2 separate regions of the Homo sapiens genome follow, and region 2 is linked to region 1. The links are chromatin loops, found by intact Hi-C in ENCODE. Cell type or tissue: B cell. All regions are shown on one strand. Each heading gives the region's core, and the rest is flanking DNA. Links, peaks and the distances in the headings are about the cores only. Region 1 overlaps ZNF736 (zinc finger protein 736). Region 2 overlaps ZNF679 (zinc finger protein 679).

Evidence for each region. A loop is a pair of places that touch in the nucleus more often than their neighbours do. Peaks named below come from ENCODE experiments on the same cell type or tissue, not always from the same donor. Only the 100,000 strongest peaks of a DNase experiment are listed, where the experiment ranks them.
Region 2: a loop joins it to region 1, with 2.7 times the contacts of the local background. A loop is called at or near these places in 2 of 110 quality-filtered maps.

Annotation. Positions count from the first base shown.
Region 1 is chr7:64,314,371-64,326,842 of GRCh38, forward strand. All of the region lies in intron 1 of ZNF736 (zinc finger protein 736), which reads left to right. Among named protein-coding and RNA genes, the nearest start is that of ZNF736, 6.6 kb to the left of the region's middle. RefSeq lists a silencer at 8,548-8,748. In B cell, for the core only: no CTCF peak of the experiment used is centred there; DNase peaks (open chromatin) are centred at 6,361 and 6,791; H3K4me3 peaks cover 699 bases; H3K27ac peaks cover 4,012 bases.
Region 2 is chr7:64,257,370-64,269,841 of GRCh38, forward strand. ZNF679 (zinc finger protein 679) reads left to right here. Exons shown (of 5, transcript NM_153363.3): 3 at 2,852-2,978; 4 at 3,465-3,560; 5 at 8,527-9,562. The coding sequence ends at 9,500. Among named protein-coding and RNA genes, the nearest start is that of ZNF679, 35 kb to the left of the region's middle. In B cell, for the core only: no CTCF peak of the experiment used is centred there; no DNase peak of the experiment used is centred there.

The sequences.
Region 1 (12,472 bases), core at 1,926-9,925:
TTTCTCCCCAGCTCAGATCCCTTCCTGGGCAGCTCTGTGCCGCAACCTCGAGTCTCCCTCCTCCAGATTGTGTGGGGGTGTTGGGAGTGTCATAAGACGGGAATTCTCATTTAGGGTCTGGAGTTCCTCCGTGGAAGAAGCAGTGGGCCGTGGGGTCCCTAGTCCCTCCTTTCTCCTTTTAAAAATAAAATCATGGCCCTTTTTTAAATTTATTTATTTTTGAGACAGTGTCTCACTCTGTTGCCCAGGCTAAAGTGCATTTCGGTTCACTGCAGCCTCCACCTACTGGGCTCAGATGATCCTCTCACCCCAGCCCCCCAAGTAGCTAGGACTAGAGGGGTGCGCCACCACGCCTATTTTGTTTTGTTTGTTTTTGTAGAGACAGGCTTTTGCCATGTTGCTCAGGCTGGTCTCGAACTCCCCGAGCTCAGGTCTCAGGTGATCCGCCCGCCTCGGGCCTCCTAAAGTGCCGGGATTACGTGCATGACCCACCACCCTAGCCTAAATTGAGGCAACTTTAGGATATAATTTGGATGTGTTTTCCAGCCCAAATCTCCTATTTAAATGTAATCCCCCATGTTGGAGGTGGGGCCTGGTGGAAGGATTGTGGGCCCGGATTTCTCACGAATAGTTTAGCACCATTCCTCTTGGTATTGTCCTCTCAATAGTGAGTGAGTTCCCTGAAGTTCATCATTTAGAAGTGTACAGCACCCCACCTTGCCTCTTTTTCAAGCTCTTGCTTCACCTTCATCCATGATTTTAAGCTTTCTGGGTGGGGCCTCCCCAGAAGCAGACGCTGGTGTTATGCTTTCTATGCAGCCTGTGGAACCATGAGCCAATTAATCCTCTTATAAATTACCCAGTCTGAGGTATTTATAGTAATGCCAGAAGCGATTAATACAAATAGTTTACTTGCACAAACAGTAATTTATCAATCAGAGAACACCCAGCTATGATTTGTTGTTTGGGGGCTCAAAGGAGGGTCTTGGAACAAAAGGTTGTTTTTTTTTTTTAAGAGGTATGAGGAAGCAAACCAGATTCAATATTTGATTGGTTACAGTTACGTATTGCATTTGCAGCCCTCCGGTGGAAATGTCCTGGTTATGTAATTAGAGCTTTTTATTGGCAGCTTGTGGTTGGTTAAGCCTAAGTTGTTTTGTTGTTGTTGTTGTTGTTTCTCAAAGTTAATAATTTACCAGAAATTCCTTCGACGTAGTTAGGTTTCCTTAGGCAGAATCCCAGGGCACCATGGCCACTTCAGCCTAATTGCTAGCTATTTAATTATTTTAATGCTCCACAGGGTCGTTGGTTTTCTCTGCATTTTTCAAATGTTTGGCAAGCAGGGTCTCAAATCTAAAACTGTTCTCCCAGCCTAACTGTTCTAGGGACTGTATAAAATTCTAAATTTCCAATTTCTTTCCCACATTCCCAAATGCCAACTATCCCTCTCCAAATCACATTATGAACTATCAGTTCTTTATTTAATTTTAAAACGGATGTGGCATTTTGTTTATTTTTGTTTAACAGAGCCGTGGGTGGCTCTTTTTAATATATTAGTCTGTTTGTGCATATTTCACAGGACAGAAAAGCAAAGAGTAGTCACCTGACACTGCGCATCTCCTCTCATCTTCTCTAGGCACGCGCGCCTTCCCAGAATGTCTTTGGATCCTTTGCAGGGTGATGTGTCCTCAGTCACTCTCCTGTGTTTTCCTGGTCCAAGTATTACAGCTTTCTGGGGATGATCCAAGATACCCACAAGGACCATATCTCTTGGAGTGTCTAGCAAACATTAGCCCCTGGGTCATCTCCTTTCAGAGAAGAGCCTGAGGCATTGGGTGGAGCCTCTCAGGGGAGCAGCTGGATGCCCTCGTGCTGAGAGCAGTTTCCTGATTCACCCTTCCTCTAAAAAGCTAACTGCTTTAACATTAAGATTTTTTTCCCCTCAATCCTAGTTTTCATTTCTTGCAGACACATTGGTGGTCAACCAATCAGGTGCTGATATTGAGGGGAAAAGGCACAAATGCATCTTGCCCTCTGGTTTCTCTCAGGCTTGTGAAGGAGAATAACTGTCCCAAAGTACAGGAAAGATCCACTCTAGTGAGGGAGTGTATAAATTTGCAAAGCAAAATACACATCTGCCACACAGGGGGCAAGTGCAGTATCTTTTGGGAGAGTGATGATCAAGTACTTTAGTGAGCAGAATGGGGGTGGGAGAATCTCTCAAGTGATTGACACATGAGTCTAAAACATTTGTGTTCCAGTCAGCACTACTTCTCCCTGTGTTTGTCACCTTCAATATATATGTTCAGTTATTTCAACTTCAGTTTTTCATTAATTGTATAATGGATTTTATCATTAGAGCTTGAAAGATTAAAAAAAAAATTTTCTAAAAGAAAAGAGGTAGATTTTAGAAAAAAATAGTTTATATTCCATTGGTTGAAAATTCTCATTTACCTTTTATATTTCCCACAGTGAGTGTAGTAAGATTCCGCGTCTGTTCTATTTAGCATGATTTCAAACAGAATCCCAGGGCTTAGCTTTGGGAATGCTACCTGGGAAAAGACAGAGGAAATGTCTCTCTCATGATGCCTGCAGAAAAATAAATACATTTCTACAAGAAAGTGTGGTAGATTAACACGTAAATTACAAAACATTCATGAAAACATCAGTTTCTCTCTTGTGCAGGGTGGAGAATTTGTGACAGTGGCCAACTCATTTTTTTAAAAAATTTCTACTTTGTAGGAAGTATTTATGTGTACACAATAAAAAGATATTTCCCACCATACATACATATCTTTGCTCAGGTAATATATGTAACCTAAAGCAATATGATTGTCTAGTATAATCGTAGCCAGTGAATCAGTAGCTTTTTTTTGAGCTGCAATGGATGTAACAGTTTTATCAGTAATTTTTTCTAAGCTTATAAAAATATTTTTAATCATGTGTTCATGGGAGGTGACACCTCACCAAGGCAAAAACATTTTTTTCCAATAAAATGAATGAAGCTGTTTTTTGAAAGCCAGGCAGATAATTAGCAGATTTTTTTCAAATAGAATCTTAATCTAAAACAGATTGGTGGCCATGCCTGTGGAAAAGTTAGAGAGAATTTGTCCAGTACTGGGTTTTTTCAGAGCTATGTAGAGAGAGCAGTGACCAGATATTTTAAAAGACATTACCCTTCAATTTAGTGGCACAGGTACTGGCCAAGAAAATCTAATATGGTTCCTTCCAACAAATTTGGAGTAAATCTTCTTCATAAAAGTAGAAAATCAAATTTTATTTTTATATTATTAATATTAAAGCTAACCTTAGGAAAGCATTATAAACAGATGTATTCAATCTCAATCAGCTTTGACCATACAAGATTTCTGTAAACCTTTTATAACCCCTTAAAATTTTATTTTTCTCTTTCTCCAGCTTTCTATATCCATTAAGTTTACCTCATTTTCTTTATCTTTTTTCTCTCAATTTTATGTATTTTTTAAATAACCTCTAAACTCAGCAAAATTGCCGTTTCTTTAAGAAAAACCACATTCTCACATCTGTTTCTAAAATATTTTTTTTTCATCAAGAAACACATTTTCTTTGTACTGTGTATGTAAAGTTGTTTCTCTCCTTAACAATAGTTTTAGTTACGAATCTTGGGCAGAATTTTAATTTTTAATAATCTTAATTTATAGTGAAAGCCTGAGAAGTAAGCAATTTTAACTATTAGTCATGAACTAAAATTTTATAAAGATATATTTTCTAATTTTTAGAAACATAGGATTTTAAATGGAAACATTTTTAATGTGGAATAGGGCATACTAACAGATCTAAATATCTTTGGTTTCTGTGAAGAAACCAAAAATATTTAGCTTAAACTTGTATTTAAAAATTAATATCTTAGCATTTTGTCTTACTTGGAGATAATTTAGATGTTTAATGAATAGCCATCATTTAATGTAGCTTAGCAACAGTCTACGAGTGTAGTTTCCATAAAGATTTGAGAAACTATTTAAATTAAACACATTACAAAACAATCAGTATTGTAAGTTTATAAACTTTTGTCCCATTTACATGCTTTATTTATTTATTCTTAACAATTATTTTTGTAAAATCTCATGAAACAGACTAATATACTCATCTAAAGTTAAACTTCCTATTATCCATTTTTATATTACCATGTTGGGCAAGTATCATAAAAGCAATAAAGTTAAATATATACATATTTTGCTGAGAAGTCAAAAGACTTTTTTAAAATTAAACTAACAATATTAAACTAGTCATGTTTACCAAAAGATTTACTCAATTCACATATTCTTAAAAATATTGGGCTTATTTTTTTAATTCATGACCAGTTATCTTTAAGTTAATTCAGTACCATGTAGATAATACACAAAGACATTTATAGACATATATATACATGTAGACACAACATATAACTTACTCATGTTTGTATCTAAAAGCCCTAGAGAGGGAGTTCATTGTAAAAGGGAGTAGAGCTTCAGACCTGAAAAGAAACTGTTTACCCACAACTCTGGGGGCTTCATGAGGAAAAACAGAGGTACCCTGCCAAAAAGGAGAAGCCTGTGGCACTTTATCTGTGCTCTTCAAGGGGTCTCAGGCTGCTAGAAGTTTCCTTTAGTTGTCCTCTATAGTGACAAAAGGTTTTAAGTGGAACATGAGACAGATAGAAGTAAATGGAAGAATTAATTCCAGAGGAGACAGTTTGAGAAGACTTTGTTTTCCAAAGAGCCAGTAAAGTTTTACATTATCCTTGCAAAAATCATGTCGGCAAGAGAAGAAACGGACACATAGAGATGCTAGTCTAGGGAGAGAGAAATTCAGTTAACTAAAGACCTTATATGGGAAAACCATAGGCCTCAAATACGTATGTATATGTATGTGTGTGTGTGTATATATAAAATATGTGTATGTATGTATGTGTGTGTGTGTATATGTATGTGTGTGTGTGTATGTGTATATATATATATATATATATATATATATATATATATATATATATATGCCTGACTAAGCCTGACTGTCAATTCTAAATAAATGGACTTTTGACTGTAGAGCTTTTAAATTTTTTAAAATTAGATTTTACCCAGGTAAATAGAAAACATTTCTTCCCTTTTTTTTTTTTTTTTTTTTTTTTGAGACAGAGTCTTGCTCTGTTGCCCAGACTGGAGTGCAGTCGAGCGGTCTTGGCTCACTGCAACCTCTGCCTCCTGGATTCAAGCAATTTTCCTGCCTCAGCCTCCCAAGTAGCTGGGATTACAGGTGCCTGCCACCACGCCTGGCTAATTTTTTGTATTTTTAGTAGAGACAGGGTTTCACCATGTTGGCCAGGCTGGTCTCGAACTCCTGACCTCGTGATCTGCCTGCCTCGGCCTCCCAAGTGCTGGGATTGCAGGTGTGAGCCACTACGCTCAGACAAAAACATTTCTTTACTTGTCTTTTTCTTTCTAAAATTTATCTTTTTCTTTCTAAAATTTACATCAAGAAGGAATTTTGGAGATGGGGCATTTTTGTTTACTGGAGGCCTAGGGTAATCACTATTCAAAGCTGTTTCTCTTTGAAATTTTTCAGTAAATAGTTTTCTTTTTTCCAAACCACAGTATATGGTTTTATTTAGTTCCAGAGAGAAGACTAAACAAACAAAACAACAAAAGTTTCTATTACACTCTAAATATAAACTGAAATTTTAAATTAAAGGGATACCTGAACTAGTGACTAAAAACCAACACAAACATTCATGAGGCCAAATCCAAGAAATCCTGTATGACTTTAAAACTTCAGAGAAATAACAAAAAAATTGTAGCTCTTCTGTAATCAAAACTTCTCCTAAGAACAGCTTACTGCAAGTGGGTTGCAATCTATATTTTCAGGCCACATTTTTTAGTATCTCAGCTTCTCAGTTTACCATCTACCCACAAAGGCCAGACACAAGATTTTAAGAAATGGTTGGTAAAACAGGAGAATGAAAGCTGTCTATGGGAGTAGACAAGTTTACAAATGTGGACTCCAGAAGGTCAAGAGCAAAAATCAAATAATAAAAACAAATACATTAGTAATTAATTATTATGTATGTAATGTTTTTTTGCCTAAGCTAGAGATAATTCATTGAGAAATAAAATTTTGAGGTTTGGTCTAAAAAAACTTCAATTTTTTTTTCTCCAATTTGATCTCAGCTAGAATGCTGTTTTGCTAATTCTCTGGATGTTAACATTTCAAATACATGGTAAGATTTACATCTCCGAGAGACTGAGAAAAGACTGGAAAAAGTTAAAGTATGTATTGTAAATCCTGCAGCAATCAAACAGGCATTTTGAACATTTAAAAGGTTTTTTTTTGAGGAAGTGAAAGAGCCCTCTTAAAATGTACTTTGAAATCTCTTATTAGAATGTAGCCAGGCAAAACAGAAAGAAGGCCTTTCATTAAATTTCATTCTAAAACCTGCCGTTTCCAATTGTGCATGGAAATATATTAATTTAGAAATGTCATAAGACCTTCATTTTTGTCATTGCATTTTGGGGTCATCTGAAGTCATGTCGGTACATTTACCCAGGCATTTGCAAGATGAAGCTCCATAGGTATTATACATAAGTTCAGCTTATGTTTCTAAGGCATGTTACCTAGAAGGAAAAGAATGGTTTTGATGATCAGTTTTCCATAATTTAGAAACTTTTCAAAGGTGATCATGGCCAGAGCAGTGTACCAGGTCTAAGTGTGCTGTGTATGAGCATCACTCCTCAAGGTGTCACCCAAGAGTTGCTGATTATAGTGCTGGGTGAGCAATGCTTATGTTTACTTCCAGCTTAGTTAAAAGTCTCTGCAGGTGTTTTTCTTTTGGGAGGACCCTGTGAGACTGGTACAAAGCATTGAAAATCATCCTAACACCTCTACAAAGTCTCTAGTTGCCTAGAGCACCCAAATGAGTCAGTTAAAGAAATTGCCTTTTATCTTTGGGATGAGAGAATTCACTCCCATGCACCTTTTGCTTTGAAGGTCCCAAAAAGTCAAGTTCAAATTAGAAGCAATAGAAAACAGCTGTGTTTTTTAAAGCATGTTACCTAATTTTAGAACAAAAGAAGTAAAACCACCAGGGCTAGACTGCCAGTATTATGACCCAGATTTTCTGTCTTGAGACAGTAGCAGAGAAAGCAGTTAAAAATATTGAAATTAAAATCTCCTGACTTTAGCCAAAAATGGAAATATTTTTTCTAGAAAGTGAGGGTTGAAAAGAACAGCTCAAGCAAAGTCTTGACCTCATGAAATAGTAGGGAGATCTGAATTCAGGAGGACTCACCCCTTACACTCAACAATGTACTGGGAGCTGGAAGAATACAAGGGGTTCTCATTGACTAGTTTCTGAGTTCAAGAGGGATGTTGGATGGTTGGGGGTGTCCCTCTGAATCCTGCTCACAGCACCAGAAATATCAATCCAAAGGAAGAAGCAGGGGCAAAAAAATAAAATTTTAAAGAATTTACTTCAGCCAAGGTGAGGACAGCTGCCTGGAAGACTCAGATGCATGTTACCTAAGATATGAACTTTGGCCTTTTTAATACGGTTTATAAAGTAAGAAGCAGAATAAGTAGTCAGCCATTGTCAGGAATTCTCGTTAGTTTGCAGAAATAACATTGATTAGTGATAAGCTGTATGTTGTTGAACTACAGTCTGAATTTAGCAATGAAATAGCTGGATCATATAATTCTATGTTCTAAACATAGAAGAAGGTACATTTTATGGTTTTTTTTTTCCAAGAAATGTCCACATTGTTTTTTATAGTGGCTACACCATTTTACATTTGCACCAGGAGTTAAAAATCATTCTAATTTCTCCCTCTTCTTTTTACCGCTTGTTCTTTTAGGGATTATGCTGTTGTTTTTCATATAATAGCCATTCTCATGTGTGTGAAGTGGTATCTCAATATGATAGAACATCAATTTTTATATTTATTTTATAAAGTTTTATTTTTTATGCTGCCACTATGCTAAATCTTGGTATTTGTCAAATCTCTTGAGTTTCTAGGTATAGTATATCATCTACAAATAGAAATTATGTTTTTATTTTTTTCCTTTGGGAATCATGTTTGATAATGCTATGTACAATATGCCAAGCACTGTTCTAAGAAGTGTTAAGATAGTAACATCAAAATACATTGTGAGCAGGAGTGAAGATACAGACATTTCTAAAATTACGGCTGAGAATGTGACAAAAGACATCTAATAGAGAAGAAAGTTCGCTTTAAAAAGGACCTGAAACTTATTCTCACAATTAAAAAGTCAACTTTTATAAGTTACACAGCCTCTTTGTGTCTCACAGCTCTTATTTGTGAAACAGATAATAATAACAGATTATTTATCGTTGAGTATATTAAGAGACAGAAGTAATATCCTGACTTGAAAATTAAAATATTTATTAGTGTAATTAACTGAGATAACAGTAATAAGAATATGTCAATTATTGGAACAGATTAGATAATAGTTTAATAGGACCATCAACATTTTAATTCTATAAAAAATGTATGTCTTTCTGTTTACTCTTTACAAAACTACTTAGTCACTCTCTATTACTTAATTACTAAAGCCTCCTAATTCTTAGTAAGGCCTTTCTAGGGCCACCTAAACTTACAGTCTTTAACCACACTGTTTATGGATTCCCTTCTTTAGCGCCTTCTTTTTTTCCTTATCTTGCCTGGTGCAAACCACAGTTTTGCTCTGCTTTTCTGTCTTATGTGTTTGTATAAAGACATCTGCCTTTATGTAAATTCTAACCAATTACAGCTGTGACATTTTCCTCGAAACATGTAAATTCTGTGAGTTCTTTTTTATTTGAAATCTCTTGTATCTTTACCATATTATGGGCACTCATTTGAAGTAATAAATATTTTTTAAAAATACCGGATAAGAAATTTTGAAACACAGTCAACAAATATTCATAACAAATATTAAACTACAGTTGCTTATTGAGCATGAAACACTTGTGATTACATTTCAATAGGTTCTGTGCTCTCAAAGTATGTTTTAAAAATTTATTTTTTTCAATTAAACTTAAGCAGTATATTGTTTTTAAAAGTAAAACAAAAAAAAATACTATTCACAATAGCAAAGACATGGAATTAACCCACATTGCTTTCAACAGTAGACTGGATAAAGAAAATGTGGTAGGTATATACCATGGAATACTATGCAGGCATAAGAAGGAAAAAGATCATGTCCTTGACAGGGACATGGATGGAGCTGGAAGCCGCTATTCTCAGCAAACTTAACACAGGAACAGAAACCCAAACGCTGCATGCTCTCATACTAATAAGTGGAAGCTGAATGATGAGATACATGGACACCTTGGGGGAACAACACACCCTGGGGCCTGTCAGGGGGCGGGGAAAGCATCAGGAAGAACAGCTAATGGGTGCTGAGCTTAATACATGGGTGATGGGTTGATCTGTGCAGCAAAGTACCATGACACACATTTACCTGTGTAACAAACCTGCACATCCTGCATATGTACCCCGGAACTTAAAAGTTGATTTTTTTAAAAAAGTAAAAAAATAAATACCTAAAAGCAGGGGGTATTTGTGGTACAAAAATTCATAGTAAACACATACCAACTATTTGAAAACATAATCTTATCTCTTAATGCAGTTATATTCTGCTTTATTACTTACATATTATAAAATATGGATTCATGGCATAATTGTCAAAGGCTTCCATCTATTCCTACCACATATCCATTTTTGCTGATTTTGTTCATTTTCTTTTTTTGTTTTTGATTTGTTCATTTTCCAACAAAGCTGGGATAAAAACATCTTCATGCTCATGCTATAATAACTTCTCACAATATGCCCTGGGTTACTCAAAAGAAAATGGAGTTGTTTTGCTCATGTTTTTGACACTTGAGTCAATCATCAACAAATAACATAAGAGGAGCCAAGGACATGTGCGTGCCTGTGAATCACTCAGCAAGTGTCAGGCAGGCCCCGGGCTGAAGGGAGACTCCAGGTGTCTCAGAAAAGGGAGGTTCTGCTCTAGTGCACACAGACTGTCACACTGTAAATTGTTCTGTGATGCCATGTTTCTCCCAGGGTCAACAGGAACTGAGGACACATAGGAAGTGAGTTAAGAGGGCAGACTCCTCCCATTTAGCTACCAGTATGTGATTTTGCCCCCCCGGACACATGCACACTATATAATAATGTGCTCACAACCCTCTTAGGACAAATCTCCATGCTCACATTTCAGCCAGATACAAGTGCCTAGAGGACTTTAGACTTATCCCTGTCCTCAGACGCTAAATCTGTGGCAACAACCTGCTCCATCCAGTCAACTGGGCTTCTGAGTCACCTGATCATAGTCTCATCTACCTGCATAGACACAGAAATAAGCCAGAGCCTAACCCTTTCTGAGCCACTATCTGTAGCACAAATTAGTCTTTCCACTAACTCTGGACTTTCCCCTGCCCATAGGTCCTATGAAACTAAATAATTCAAAATTTAAGCTGTTTGATACTCTAAATTATTCTGGGTCTTAAAGGAATGTAAGTACAAAATCTGGGTAATATGACAGGCAGCAGTAACAAGGCAGCTGTAACCTTTGTTTTTCTGTTTATGGATTACACCTACTTCTACAGCTGCATTCTTTTGTCAGGTGTTGTCAATGGCCGAAGTGCCCCATGGAAGACCTCTTTCCCCTTCACTATTGACTTTCGTTATAGATTAACCTCCCTCTTACCTATGGCTATTGCATTGTCTTAAGATGAAATGTTAAATACACGCTTAGGTTGAAAAGGAAAGAAAAACCAGTTGTAAAAAAAAAAAAAAGTTGGAAAAATACATTGTAACCAATTAATTTTTTGTAAATCTTAAGCCAGCCTTGTATAGAAACTGTTGTAGTCTTGTTAAATTTGTTTTTCGCCTGTAGAAATAAGAACTTAACTTTCACCTATGAAGCACTCATCTTATTTCACTAGAGCTTTTGTCTCCTGGATGACTATTTCTAGCTTTTCACTTGAATAAACTCTACAATTGGATTTTGAGGCTTTATTGATTATTCAGATTATTTCAGATTAACAGTCCTTCATAGCATCTTTCTTCTGCCTTTACTTCCTGACTAAACCCTCTTTCATGTGAACAAATTGTACCCAATGCCACTCGTCGGGTGCCTGATTAAAATGCCTACTGGAAATCAGATGTCCATGAGTTCAAGGTCATGGCCTTAGACTTGGCTGTTGTAAGGGCAAATACAAATTAGAAATACCAGACTTAAATTATGAAACTTGAAGATAAAAAAAGACATTTTACTCTCCTTTTAAAAAATAATTTAAGAAAACTTTTACATGTAAATTTATTTTGTGTCTCTGTTAAATGTATGTACATCATTTAAACAGGTAAATAGGACTTTGTCAGCCTTTTTAACTTAGAAATGTCTTTCTCTAGGACCTGGAAACCATTGCATTGAAATGTAAATGGATTACCTTTCTGTCCTACAGTAGGTAACTTCATAAAATATTATGAAGCCAAGGAAATCTTATTTTGCTTTTGAATATAGCCAATTTAAATTTTCATTGAATATACCCAATATACATATAGGCTTCTCAATTACCCGGTTAATTTAAGATGAACTATATATGACAAATTATGCTGTTAAGTCTTCTACTTAAAGACTAAATATGGTGATTTTTATCTCTGCTTTTGTAATCTCAGCAGATTGCCTATGATGGGTATCACATTGTGGTTTAATTATGTAAAAAAAAAAATTTTCTTTCTCTTGTACCATTTTAGAGTGTCTCTGAAGTTGGAGATAATTTTGTTTTTAATTATGTTTTCCAAACACTGTACAGAATTACCAGACAGGATATAAACACAGGAGGTACACACAAGGCTTTAGTTCAGAGAGGCTTTTCTCTCTTTGGCTTGCCCCAAAATCTGCAGGCAGAATATTTATCTGCCTATTTTTAATACACAGTCCCTTCCAGAGCACTTCAGCCAGATTTGTAGAAAAATAGCTTCACAGCAGAGCAATCAGCCATTCCAGCCCCATCTTTCAATGCACTTGGCACCTTCAGACCTGAAAGTAATTCAAACACCATGGGACCCTGAATCCCAAATCTTTAGCCAATGGGCTAATGTTTTGTAAATTTTATCTTTTCAAAAAACTAACTTTTCATTATGTTTCTTCTGAATTTTTGTTTTTATATTCATTTATTTCTGCTATAGTTTTTATTTTTTCCTTCTAATTTTGGGTTTGGTTTGCTCTTTTCTAGTTCTGTATGATATATCAATAGTTTATTTGGAGATTTTTTTTTTAACTTTTTTTGATGTAGGCACTTACTGCTATAAACCTTCTTAGTACTTCTTTCATTGTATTCATAGTTTTGTTATGTTTTCATTTTCATTTGTTTCAAGAACATTTTAAATTTTTTTCTTAAATTCCTTATTGGCCTACTAGTCATTCAGGAGCATATTTTAATTTCTCTGTGTTT
Region 2 (12,472 bases), core at 3,074-11,073, 56 kb before region 1:
ATTTTTATGTGATTGTATCATTTCAGATGTTTTTTGTATTGATTTATTGTTCTATATATTTTCTTTTAAAAATTAATGATAGAGAAACATAGGAATAAATAAAAATGCTGTGCTCTTAATCCAAATGCTAAAAATTATTCAACACTTAGTAGCAACTCCCAGAGTATGAAAATTAAATCACATTATGTGTTATTCCCAGCACGGTATTCTGTGACATGCTCCTGAGCACATAGTACCTGCTTAATAAACATTTTATTAGTACATGTGTACACATTTCCCAAGTGCAGACCTACTCAGACATTGCTGCCTTCTGTTTTCTCTGTAAACTTAAAAAAGCTAACAAAAAATATAATATTTCAGGGTGGAGATTGGTTGTCTTTATTTGTACCAGAAGTATTTATATTGTGACAAATGTAGTGGGTGTAAGGGACTCTTTGCTGTGCCTGCTTTCTCTCGCTAATGCTAATAATGTGTCTGGGAAAGCACAATCAGCATTTACAGGGGACTTGTTGAAAAAGCCCATTCCTGGACCCTTTTGGGTCCTGCAGAATCGCTTTGCACAAAGCAGGGCCAAGATTACCAAGTGATTTATAAACTTGAGGGGTTCAAGTTACGTTCAGGAGAGTTTAGTTCAACCTTTGCATCAAAGGAAGGCTGCACTGCCTGCCCTATTTCAGTTTGGTAGGAAGAGGTCAGTGCGGTTCGTGCTCCCATTACTGTAAAGAACATTGCTGGAGTCTGATAGGGGAGGGCAGGGAAAAAGAAACTTATATTTTAGTGGTTATGGAGAAGCTCGTTGTTCTCTGCTCTTAAATCTTTTCAATTATACACAACAAAAATGGGTGAATGTTTTCTGCAAGTCTCGGTCTTTCTGCCGTGGGTGTGTGTGGCGGTAGCAGGTGAATAGGTTGTGCTTTAAAGGCATATTCTCAAGATGCAGGTTTGATATGTCCAGAGCATCTTATCTGAAAATACATTTCAGAGAAAGAGGAGGAAAAGAAAAAAATCACTTTTTCTTGGTGAGCATGTCTCAGATCAAGAGTAGTGTGCGGGCCGGGCGTGGTGGCTTACGCATATAATCCCAACACTTAGGGAGGCTGAAGCAGGTGGATCAAAAGGTCAGGAGTTCGAGACCAGCCTGACCAACATGGTGAAAGTCCGTCTCTATTAAAAATACAAAAATCAGCCGGGCGTGGTGGCACACACCTGTAATCTGAGCTACTGAGGAGGCTGAGGCAGGATAATTGCTTGAACCTAGGAGGTGGAGGTTACAGTGAGCCAAGATTGCACCACTGCACTCCAGCCTGCTCGACAGAGCAAGATGGTCTCAAAAAAAAAAAAAAAAAATGCAGTGTCCACTCTGCCTTTGGAATGCCATGTGTTCGGAACATGCATATGTTTACTTCTCTGCTTGTGCTGTTTATACCTAATGAGTTTGTTTCAATTATTTTTTGCTATTTTTATGATAGTCCAGGGGTTCTGAAAAAAAATTTTTCTATATAGCATAGTCTTCTTTTTTTGTTGTTTTTGTTTTGTTTTGTTTTGTTTTGTTTGTTTTGAGACCGAGTTTTCACTCTTGTCCCCCAGGCTGGAGTGAAATGGCACAATCTCAGCCCACTGCAACCTCCGCCTTGTGGGTTCAAGCGATTCTCCTGCCTCAGCCTCTCTAGTATCTGGGATTACAGGTGCCTGCCACCACGCCCAGCTAATTTTTGTATTTTTAGTAGAGACAGGGTTTTACCATGTTGGCCAGGCTGGTCTCGAACTCCTGACATCAAGTGATCCACCCGCCTTGGCCCCACAAAGTGCTGGGATTACAGGCGTGAGCTACCGTGCCTGGCCACACCATAGCCTTCTAGATATTTTCTTCATCTTGGATTTTTGTATGCCATGCAGAATTCTCACCACAAATTTATGACCTGCGGTATTTAAAATGTTCCCATTGTAGCTGTTGAACATGAGAAGGTGTGGATACTCAAGATTTTTACTGGGGAAACACAGTTGTCTTTGGATATTAAAGAAAAGTGAAACATGTCTTGTTGAAGTTTCATCTGTGTGCTCTATTAGTTCCATGCAGAACAGGATTTAGAAAATGCTAACATAAACAGGATGGCACTTATTACCCAGAAAGTTCTGAAAAAACCTATTAAGAGATACTTGCTCTCTAGGGTGCTAAAGAAAGGCTACTTAATGTTACTATTAAAAATTACAGAACAGGGAAGTTATCTGTATCTTCAACTTTGCATAAAACTGGTGTTTCTTTATAATTAAATTTAGGCCAGGTGCGGGGGCTCACGCTAGTAATCCCAGCACTTTGGGAGGCCGAGGTGGGTGGATCACCTGAGGTTAGGAGTTCAAGACAAGCCTGGCCAACGTGGAGAAACCCCATCTCTACTAAAAATACAAAAATTTGCCACGCATGGTGGCTCACGCCTGTAGTCCCAGCTACTTGGGAAGCTGAGGCAGGAGAATCGCTTGAACCCAGGAGGCGTAGGTTTCAGTGAGCCAAGATCATGCCACTGCACTCCACCCTGGGCAACAGAGTGAGACTTGGTCTCCAAAAGGAAAAAAAAAAGAAAAAAGAAAAGAAAAAAATAGACATGTGCATATTGATGCCCTTAATTTAATAATTTATCATCCAGAAAAGTATCATATCTACAGTGGTATTGTGGAGAGTTAGAGAATACTTCAGTGTTAAAAATTATCATTGAATAATTTTAGTCACTCTTATAAGTGAGAAACACTTCTTTTTACTCTCTAACTTGAGTCAAATAAAAATCTCTGCCTACGGCCACATAGTAAGTGTTTGTGTGTTCATGAGTGTTTTTTTGTTGTTGTTATTGTTTTTCAGGGACTGTTGACATTCAGAGATGTAGTCATAGAATTCTCTCTGGAGGAGTGGCAATGCCTGGATCACGCTCAGCAGAATTTATATAGAGATGTGATGTTAGAGAACTACAGAAACCTGGTCTCCCTGGGTGAGGATAACTTCAATACACAATTCCTAATATATTTCTTTTCTCTCTTTTCTAAAATGTTTTTTGGTAATTTCTGCTTTGCATGAGTGAATTTTAGCTCTCTGATTTGAAGAAAATCTTGGGGATTCATTGGTGTAGAACAAATTCTTCAAGATGTTTTATCTTGACCTGAACTTTTCCCTTTCCTGAGCTTATGTATCTTTCACTCTAGGTTAGTGGCAATTCCAAAAATGTCATGGCATAAAATATCGTTGCCCACACCTTAGAATTCAGTTGCTGCCACCAATTTTTGATTCAGTAGTACTGAGTAGTGAAATTAAGGACCTACAAATTTAAAATATTTTCTAAATAGTTAAAAAGTTCTGTTATGAATCAATATTAATTTTCTAGAATTTTCTATTATATCCTCTTTACTAAGCATAATACTCGTTTGGTAATTAAAGAATTCAGCAAGATTTATGTTACTTTTTTTTCTTAATAAAACAGGTATTGCTGTCTCTAAGCCAGACTTGATCACCTGTCTGGAGCAAAATAAAGAGCCTTGGAATATAAAGAGAAATGAGATGGTAACCAAACACCCAGGTAAGTGAGAGTGGATGAAGCGGATGACACAGATGAGAGGTGCAAAAGTCAAGGAGGAAGCCAGTCCTTAAAATGTGATTTGGGGAGATGTGCTTCCATGGAAAGAGTTTCTAAGAAGCCCGAGTCATTTTTTTTTCTTTTGCTCTCAGATAGGGATACCTTCTGCCCCATGCTTTTAAATTCTCTAAGGATTCTACTTTCGCTTCAGTAATCTTTCTTCAAGTTCACAGTGTGAGCCAAAGTTTTCTTTATGGCTTATCAGAGACTGACTGCTTTACCATTGTTTTGGGGGCATGCTAATATCTGCATATTTTTGAGAAACTCTATGTTAAACCATTAAAAATTTTTTTTTGCATCATGTCTAAAACGTGTGAGAATAGTAGTTTCTGTTTCATTGGTGGTTGTCCGTTTTTCTGCACATGCCATTCTGTTGTCATTACTATAGACTTGAAATATAGTTTAAGGTTTTTTTACAACTTTTTTATTTTTTAATTTTTATCCATGTATTTATTTATTTAGAGGTTGGGTTATGAGACTTGCTGTGGGGGGATATACAAGCAGGATACCTCTTATGTCTTCATTTTACTGTGTTGCATATTTTAGATATAGATTTATAAATAGAATTGCTGTATTGTATAATTTCATTTTTAATTATTCAAAGAACATTCATATTTTTTATGATAGCTGCATCTTTTTTCTCATCAACAACTTACATAGACTTCAATTTCTTTACATCAACATAGTTGGTGTTTTTGAAAAAATTTATATTGGCTATTCTAATTGATGTAAAGTAATTTTGTTTTGTATTGTGATTTTGTTTTGCATTTTTCTATAAATTATTAATTTTGTGCAACCTTTCAAATAGTTCTTCCCATTTGTATATCTTTTTTTATTAAAATTTAGTTTAATCATTTGTCCAATTCTTTCTTTCTTTTTTTTTTTTTTTGAGACTGAGTTTCACTCTTGTTGCCTAGGCTGCAGTGCAATGGCAATTTTGGCTCAGGGCAACCTCTGCCTCCCGGGTTCAAATGATTCTCCTGCCTCAGCCTCCTGAGTAACTGGGATTATAGGAATGTGCCACCATGCCTGGCTAATTTTGTATTTTTAGTAGAGATGGGGTTTCACCATGTTGGTCAGGTTGGTCTCAAACTCCTGACCTCAGGTGATCTGCCCACCTCGGCCTGCCAAAGTTCTGGGATTACAAGAATGAGCCACCGCGCCTGGCTCGCTTGACCATTTCTAAATCAAGTAATTCAGTTATTGTTGTCTACTTCTAGGAGTTGTTTATAAATTCTCAATATTAAGTTTTATCACATGTGATTTTCAAATATTGTCACCCATTTCTTGGGTGGCACTGTCACACTATTAAATGTGTTACTTGATTACAGAAATTTTGAAGTTTAGCCCAGTTAAATTTTCCTGTTCTTCTCTTTGTTGCTCATGCATTTGATGGCATGTCTAAGAAAATGGTGCCAAGACCAATGTCATGTCTTTCCACTATATTTTTTTTCTAAGAATTTCGTTAGTTTTTTTCCAAAGTATTTTGTTTAAAATATTTTTTGTATATGATGCAATTAAAGCATCCAAGTTTATTTTTTCAATGTAGATATCCAGTTTTCAACATTGTCTGTTGAAGGGATTATATTTTCTCCATTGTCTGCTCATGGCAACCTTGTGGCAGATTATTTGCTCATACACAGAAGAGTTCATTGCTGGGCCCCCTATTTTGCTCTATCATGTCCTTATTTGTCTTTGTGTGGATACCACATAGTCATTGTTATTGTTGCTTTTTATTATGTTTTAAAATTAAGAAGTATATTGCCTCTGTTTTTCACGTGTGTTTCTCTAGATATAGTTCAAAATAAAGTTTAAAATTTTTAAACAATATTTCAGGAATAAATATACTTTTGGAATTTTGATACAGATTATATTAAATTTGTTCACCACTGTGGGTTATATTGACATCTTAACAAATTAAGTTGTCATTTAACTATTTTGACCCCTGAGCAAAAATATTAAATTAAATTAAATTATTTGACCTGTGCAAGAATACATTGAAAAGTGTGTTTATTTCCATGTATTTTTGATTTGCCAGTTTTACCTTTTTTCTTTTTAGTTTTATCAGTTTTGGTTAGAAAAAATAGGCTGTATGATTTTGCTCTTCTTAAATTTTTTTTTTACACGGGGTTTCTCACTCTGTTGCCCAGACTCTAGTGCAGTAGCACAGTCTTGGCTTACTGCAGCCTAAACCTCCTGGACTCAAGTAATCCTTCCACCTTGGCCTCCTGAGTGGCTGACATTACAGACATACCCCACCATGCCCAGCTAATTTTTAATTATTTGTAGAGACTGGGTCTCACTGTGTTCCCAAGGCTGGTATCAAACTTCTTGCCCGAAGTGATCCTTCCACCTTGGCCTCCCAAAGTGCTGAGAGTACACCTGTGAGCCACTGCACCTGGCTGATCTTTTGAAATTTGCTAAGACCTATGTATTCTAACAGAACATACCAGGTGCAAATAAAAATATTGTGTATCCTCTTGCTTTTGACTGGAGAGCTCTGTGCCCTCCAAATCTCATGTTGAAATGTAATCTCCAGTGTTGGATGTGGGGCCTAATGAGAGGTGTTTGCATCGTGGAGACAAATCCCTCATGAATGACTTGGTACAATCCCCTTGGTAATCATAGAGTTCTCCCTCTATTAATTCACATGAGAGCTGGTTGCTTAAAGGAACATGGCTATTCCACCTCACACTCGCATCATCTTTCACCATGTGACATGTTTGGTTCTTTTTTGCCTTCCACTATAATTGTAAGCTTCCTCATATCCTCACCAGAAACAGGTGCTGGCATATACATCTTGTACAGTCTACTCAACTGTGAACCAAAGAAGTCTTTTTCTTTATAAATTACCCAGTCTCAGGTTATTTTCTATAGCAATGCAAAATGAATTCATACACTATATAATGTTTTTCAGGTTTTCTGTTTTTTAATTAATTTTTTATTTCAATTTTTTATTTATTATTGAAAGTGAGGTCTTAATGTTTATAATTTTATGCTGCCATTTTATTTCTTGCTTCACTTCTATCAATATTTGCTTTATATATTTTGAAACCCTGATGTTATATATACTTATACATATAGATAGACATAATAGTTATAGATTCCTAGTAAATGGACTTATTTTACCATTATATAATATCAATCTTTGTCTCATGCTAGTAATTGACTCATTTTCTTTTGTGTGTCTATAAAGATTTTTTCTTTGTGCTACACTGGAGATTTCATAACACCTCTAAATGTTACCACAATATTTTTTAAACTGGTAAAAAAAAATGACTTCAGTTGCATAGAAAAATTTGTCCTCATTATATCTACCCTATACATCTTATTGATGTTGATAATTATATCTTTTTATGTTTTATGATTATTTTTATGCTTATATCTTTGAAATTTTAAAGAATAACTAAAAATGTTTTCTGCATGATCACAATAATACCACAGATTTTTATTTTTTGTATATGCATATGTTTTTCAGAAAGTTATATATTTTCATATGATTATGTATTTTTTTCATCATGTTATTTTAAGCGGCAGGACCTCTTTTCAGCATTTTATTTAGGGCACATGCAGTGCTTATATGCTTTTCCAGCATGTGTTTATTCTGGAAGATCTTTATTTTTTCTTTATTTTGTAGTATATTTTTGCTGCATTTATTATTCTCACCATGAAGATTTTTTTTCAGCACTTTGACCATTGTACACAGTTCTTTTCTGACCTGCAAGCTTTCTGTTGTCAAATGTGTCAGAGGACTATGCTTATAAATAATACCTCACTTTTATCTTATAGCTCCCAAGATTGTCTTCTGGCTAGTGACTTTTGAAACTTTGTTTAAATATGTGTTATGGATCTTTTTGTGTATATCCTAGTTTGTTTAGCTTCTTCATTTCTTACATTATTTTTTTCTTACTTCTAAATTTTTTCACTTATTCTTTTTTAATTCCATGATTGTTTTGTTTTTATTATTCCAAGCCTATTGTTGATATTCTTATTTTTCTAATTTTATTTAGGTGTCTGGTTTTCCATTTTTCTCACTGAGCATAATATGGATTATCTTATGTTTTTAAAATTAATATATGCCTCTTTATTTTTGTAGTTGCTTTTTCAAAATTTTTGATTTTTTTGATTAGACCATGTTGTCTTCATGTTTTGTATACATTGTAATCTTTGGTTGAGATTTAAACATTAACATAAAACTACCTTTCACGATCTTTATAATGCAGCTCTTTCTTGGCATAGCCTGAAACCAATTTTCTTTCTTGGCTAGAGATTCACAGAGTCTCTCAAACATGTTCTCAGGATGTGTCTTGTCTGCAATTTTGTATTTATTTTTCCATTAAAAGACTTCTCCATGTTTCTTCTTACCAGTAGGTAGCTACTTTCCACACCTATTTTCTATCCATGTACTACAGTCTTTCTGCTGTTGTAACATTCACCTTTGATCTCAAAAGACTTAAAGGTGTCATTTCAAAGCATACTACCATTTGATTCAGCACTTTCTATCATGGAAGACAGAAAGGCCTCCATAAGCCAAAAATAAAGATATAGGTGCCAGTATTTTTCTGGTCTTTTGTAATAAAAGCCAGTTTACTCCTAAAGACACCATGTTCTTCTATTGGGGATGAAGAAGGGCTGTGTTGGGTAAATGTATCAGACTTTTCTTTTCTGTCTATATGGCTCTTGGTATTGTGCCCACCTGGTGCACACACTTTATTTATAAATTTCCAGCAAAGGTATTTTGATCACTATGTTTTTGTTACATTTATACACCTATGAAGGAATTATGGCCTGTGGTAATTTGATATGCCATTTTGCTAAAGTACCTTGTATAATTTTATATATTCGATTTGTAAAGTATATCTATCTGGGTGTAGTAAGTGAAGTAACTTGTGATTTTTATGTCTTTCAGTTATGTGTTCTCATTTCACCCAAGACCTTCCGCCAGAGCTAGGCATAAAAGATTCACTCCAAAAAGTAATACCAAGAAGATATGGAAAAAGTGGACATGACAATTTACAAGTAAAAACATGTAAAAGCATGGGTGAGTGTGAGGTGCAAAAAGGAGGTTGTAATGAAGTTAACCAATGTTTGTCAACTACCCAAAACAAAATATTTCAGACTCATAAATGTGTCAAAGTCTTCGGCAAATTTTCAAATTCCAATAGACATAAGACAAGACATACTGGAAAGAAACATTTCAAATGTAAAAAATATGGCAAATCATTTTGCATGGTTTCACAACTACATCAACATCAGATAATTCATACTAGGGAGAATTCCTACCAATGTGAAGAATGCGGCAAACCCTTCAACTGCTCTTCAACCCTTTCTAAACATAAAAGAATTCATACTGGAGAGAAACCCTACAGATGTGAGGAATGTGGCAAAGCTTTTACCTGGTCCTCAACCCTTACTAAACATAGGAGAATTCATACTGGAGAAAAACCCTACACATGTGAAGAATGTGGCCAAGCCTTTAGCCGCTCCTCAACACTTGCTAACCACAAGAGAATTCATACTGGAGAGAAACCATACACATGTGAAGAATGTGGCAAAGCCTTTAGCTTATCCTCATCCCTCACTTACCACAAGAGAATTCATACTGGAGAGAAACCCTACACATGTGAAGAATGTGGCAAAGCCTTTAACTGCTCCTCAACCCTTAAGAAACATAAGATAATTCATACTGGAGAGAAACCCTACAAATGTAAAGAATGTGGGAAAGCCTTTGCCTTCTCCTCAACTCTTAATACTCATAAGAGGATTCATACTGGAGAGGAACCCTACAAATGTGAAGAATGTGACAAAGCTTTTAAGTGGTCCTCAAGTCTTGCTAATCATAAGAGTATGCATACTGGAGAGAAACCCTACAAATGTGAATAATGTGATAAAGTCCAGCCTTCAGACCTTATAATACATAAAATAATTTATACTTGAAAAAATCACTACAAGTGTAAAGAATGTGGCCAAGCCTTTAACCAGTTCCAAACCTTTATTGTACATAAGATAATTCATATTGAACAAAAGTCTTATAAATGTAAAAAAAAGTAACAAAGCCTTTAAGCAGCCCTCAAACCTTAAGGAACCTAAGAGAATTTATTTGAGAACAAAAAATTTTTGAGATGAAGTCTCACTTTGTCACCCAGGCTGGAGTGCAGTGGCATGATCTCAGCTCACTGCAACCTCTGCCTCTTGGGTTCAAGCAATTCTCCTGCCTCAGCCTCCTGAGTAGCTAGGATTACAGGTGCATGCAACCACACTGGCTGATTTTGTATTTTTAGTAGAGATGGGGTTTCACCATGTTGGCCAGGCTGGTCTTGAACTCCTGACTTCAAGTGATCTAACTGCCTCTCAGCCTCCCAAAGCCTAAAAGAGTTTATATTAGAGAGACTCTATGAAGGTAAAAAATGTGACAAAGCCTTTAAGCACATCTCAGGCCTTACACAATATCAGATAATTCATTTTAGAGAGAAACCCTACAAAAACAAAAATGTAGTTAAAAGCTTTAGCTTTTAACTAGTCTTGAACCCTTATTCTACATTAAGAAAATTAATACTGAAAAGAAACCCTACAATAAGGAATATGGAAATGTCTTTAAAAAGTCCTCAAATTTTTGTTTGAATAAATGTAAGATAATTGATATTGGAGACAACCCCTGCAATTGTAAAAAAAAAAAAAATGTGGCAAAGCCTTTAACTGGTTCTCCATCCTTATTAATTAAAAATTTTATGCTGGAGAGAAACTCTACATACATAAAAAATGTAACACAGCATTTAACCACACCTCAAACTTTCTAACAAAGAGAAATCATCCTGTTGAGAAACTCCAGAAATGTGTTAAATGTGGCAAGGCCTTTAAATGGTAGTCACACATTAGGGTAGGTAAGATAATTTATACTGAAGAAAACTCCTACAAAAATGAAAAATGTGGCAAAACTTTTAACAAATTCTCACACCTTATGGCACAAGAAAGCATTTATAACCAGAGAAAAATTGTACAAATACAAAGAATGTGAAAAGCCATTAATATCTGTTCACATCTTAATATCAGAAAGTTTATACTTAATAAAAGCATTATAAGCCAGGTGTGGTGGCTCATGACTGTAATCCCAGCACTTTGGGAGGCCAAGGCAGGTGGATCATGAGGTCCAGAGTTCAAGACCATCCTGGCCAACATGGTGAAACCCCATCTTTACTAAAAATAGAAAAATTAGCCAGGCATGGTGGCATGCACCTGTAATCCCAGCTACTTAGGAAGCTGGGGCAGGAGAATTACTTGAACCCAGGGGGCGGAGGTTGCGGTGAGCCGAGACTGGGCCACTGTACTCCAGCCTGGGCAACACAGCAAGACTCCATCTCAAAAAAAAAGTATTATACATGTGATTACTGTAAAAAGACCTTCAGAAAATATAGGCCTTTAAAGTAAGGACTGTTTATTCTGAAGACAAACATTTCAAACATAAAGAGGATTGTAGTACCTTTACTTGTAATATAGATTTTATTGTACACATTTTATATTAAAGGAAAACCCTGAAGCAGATGCTCAAACTTTGGTGAACGTCAGAGAATTTATATTTGAGAGAAAGCCTGAAAATGTAATGAATGTGAAAGAACATTTGTTCAAAAACTACAGCTTAGAAAACACCAGTTTCTACTAAAAAATATTTTTGCAGATGTAGCAAATGGGGAAAATATATTTAATCAAAAATTAAGTCTATATAAACATTTGAGAATTCACAGTAGAAAGAATGAAGGCACTGAAACTTCAGACATTACACTAAATCAGGGTGCTAGTTATAAAAATGATCCAAAGCTAACATTATATACATTTTAACGAAGTAGTTTTTTTTTTTGGAGATTTATAATTACATCCGAGGTATGCTTCTTTTTCTGTAAAAAAAATATACATTTTCTGAAAAGCAAATAATAATGTAACCCAAGTCTCGAGTTACCTCATGTTGATTCTTTCTTCCCATTGTTTGTGAAAGTATTTGATGAATTGTTGCATCAGAGATATGAGAGATTATTTTTTATAGGTGTCCATTATTCATGAACTTTCCTATGAAAGAGTAAGGACATTAGGTTGTAACATGCATAATGAAAAATCTAAATGAAGAGGCTCTTTGTGGTTGACTTATAAAATTGTTTTAGTGACGTATAAGGTGGGTGTTCACAGTAATATTCTGAATTCTAGTGAGAGGAAAACCTTTCAATGTTAGTAATAAATTATTTTATCAATTGTACCTTTGTGTAATAAAATGCAATAAATTTAAAATTTTTTAAAGATTATGTATGAACTTAATTTTTTCATTAAACAAAATTGTTTTTAATGTGTTAAGACTTGTGCTTTGAAAGAAGGGTTGATTTGCTATCAATTTTAACGTGTCCCATCTTACTTAAGGTTCTAGGTTAAAGATGGTAACAATATAGTATTTGTTAATGTAGGGGAATGACATGTCTAGTAATCTCTTTTTTGCCAGTGTGTGTTTGTTTGTTTGTTTTGAGACAGAGTCTTGCTCTGTCACCCAGGCTGGAGTGCAGTGGCGCAATCTCGGCTCACTGCAACCTCCACATCCTGGGTCCAAGCGATTCTCCTGCCTCAGTCTCCCAAGTAGCTGGAACTACAGGCACATGCCACCACACCTGGCTAATTTTTGTATTTTTAGTACAGATGGGGTTTCACCATGTTGGCCAGGCTAGTCTCGAACTCCTGACCTCAGGTGATCCACTTGCCTTGGCCTCCCAAAATGCTGGGATACATGTGTGAGCCACCATGCCTTGCCTGCCAGCGGTTTTAGACTGCAAATAAGTTGAAGAATTTTGTTCCCATAGGTCAAATTTGTATTCTTTTTTATC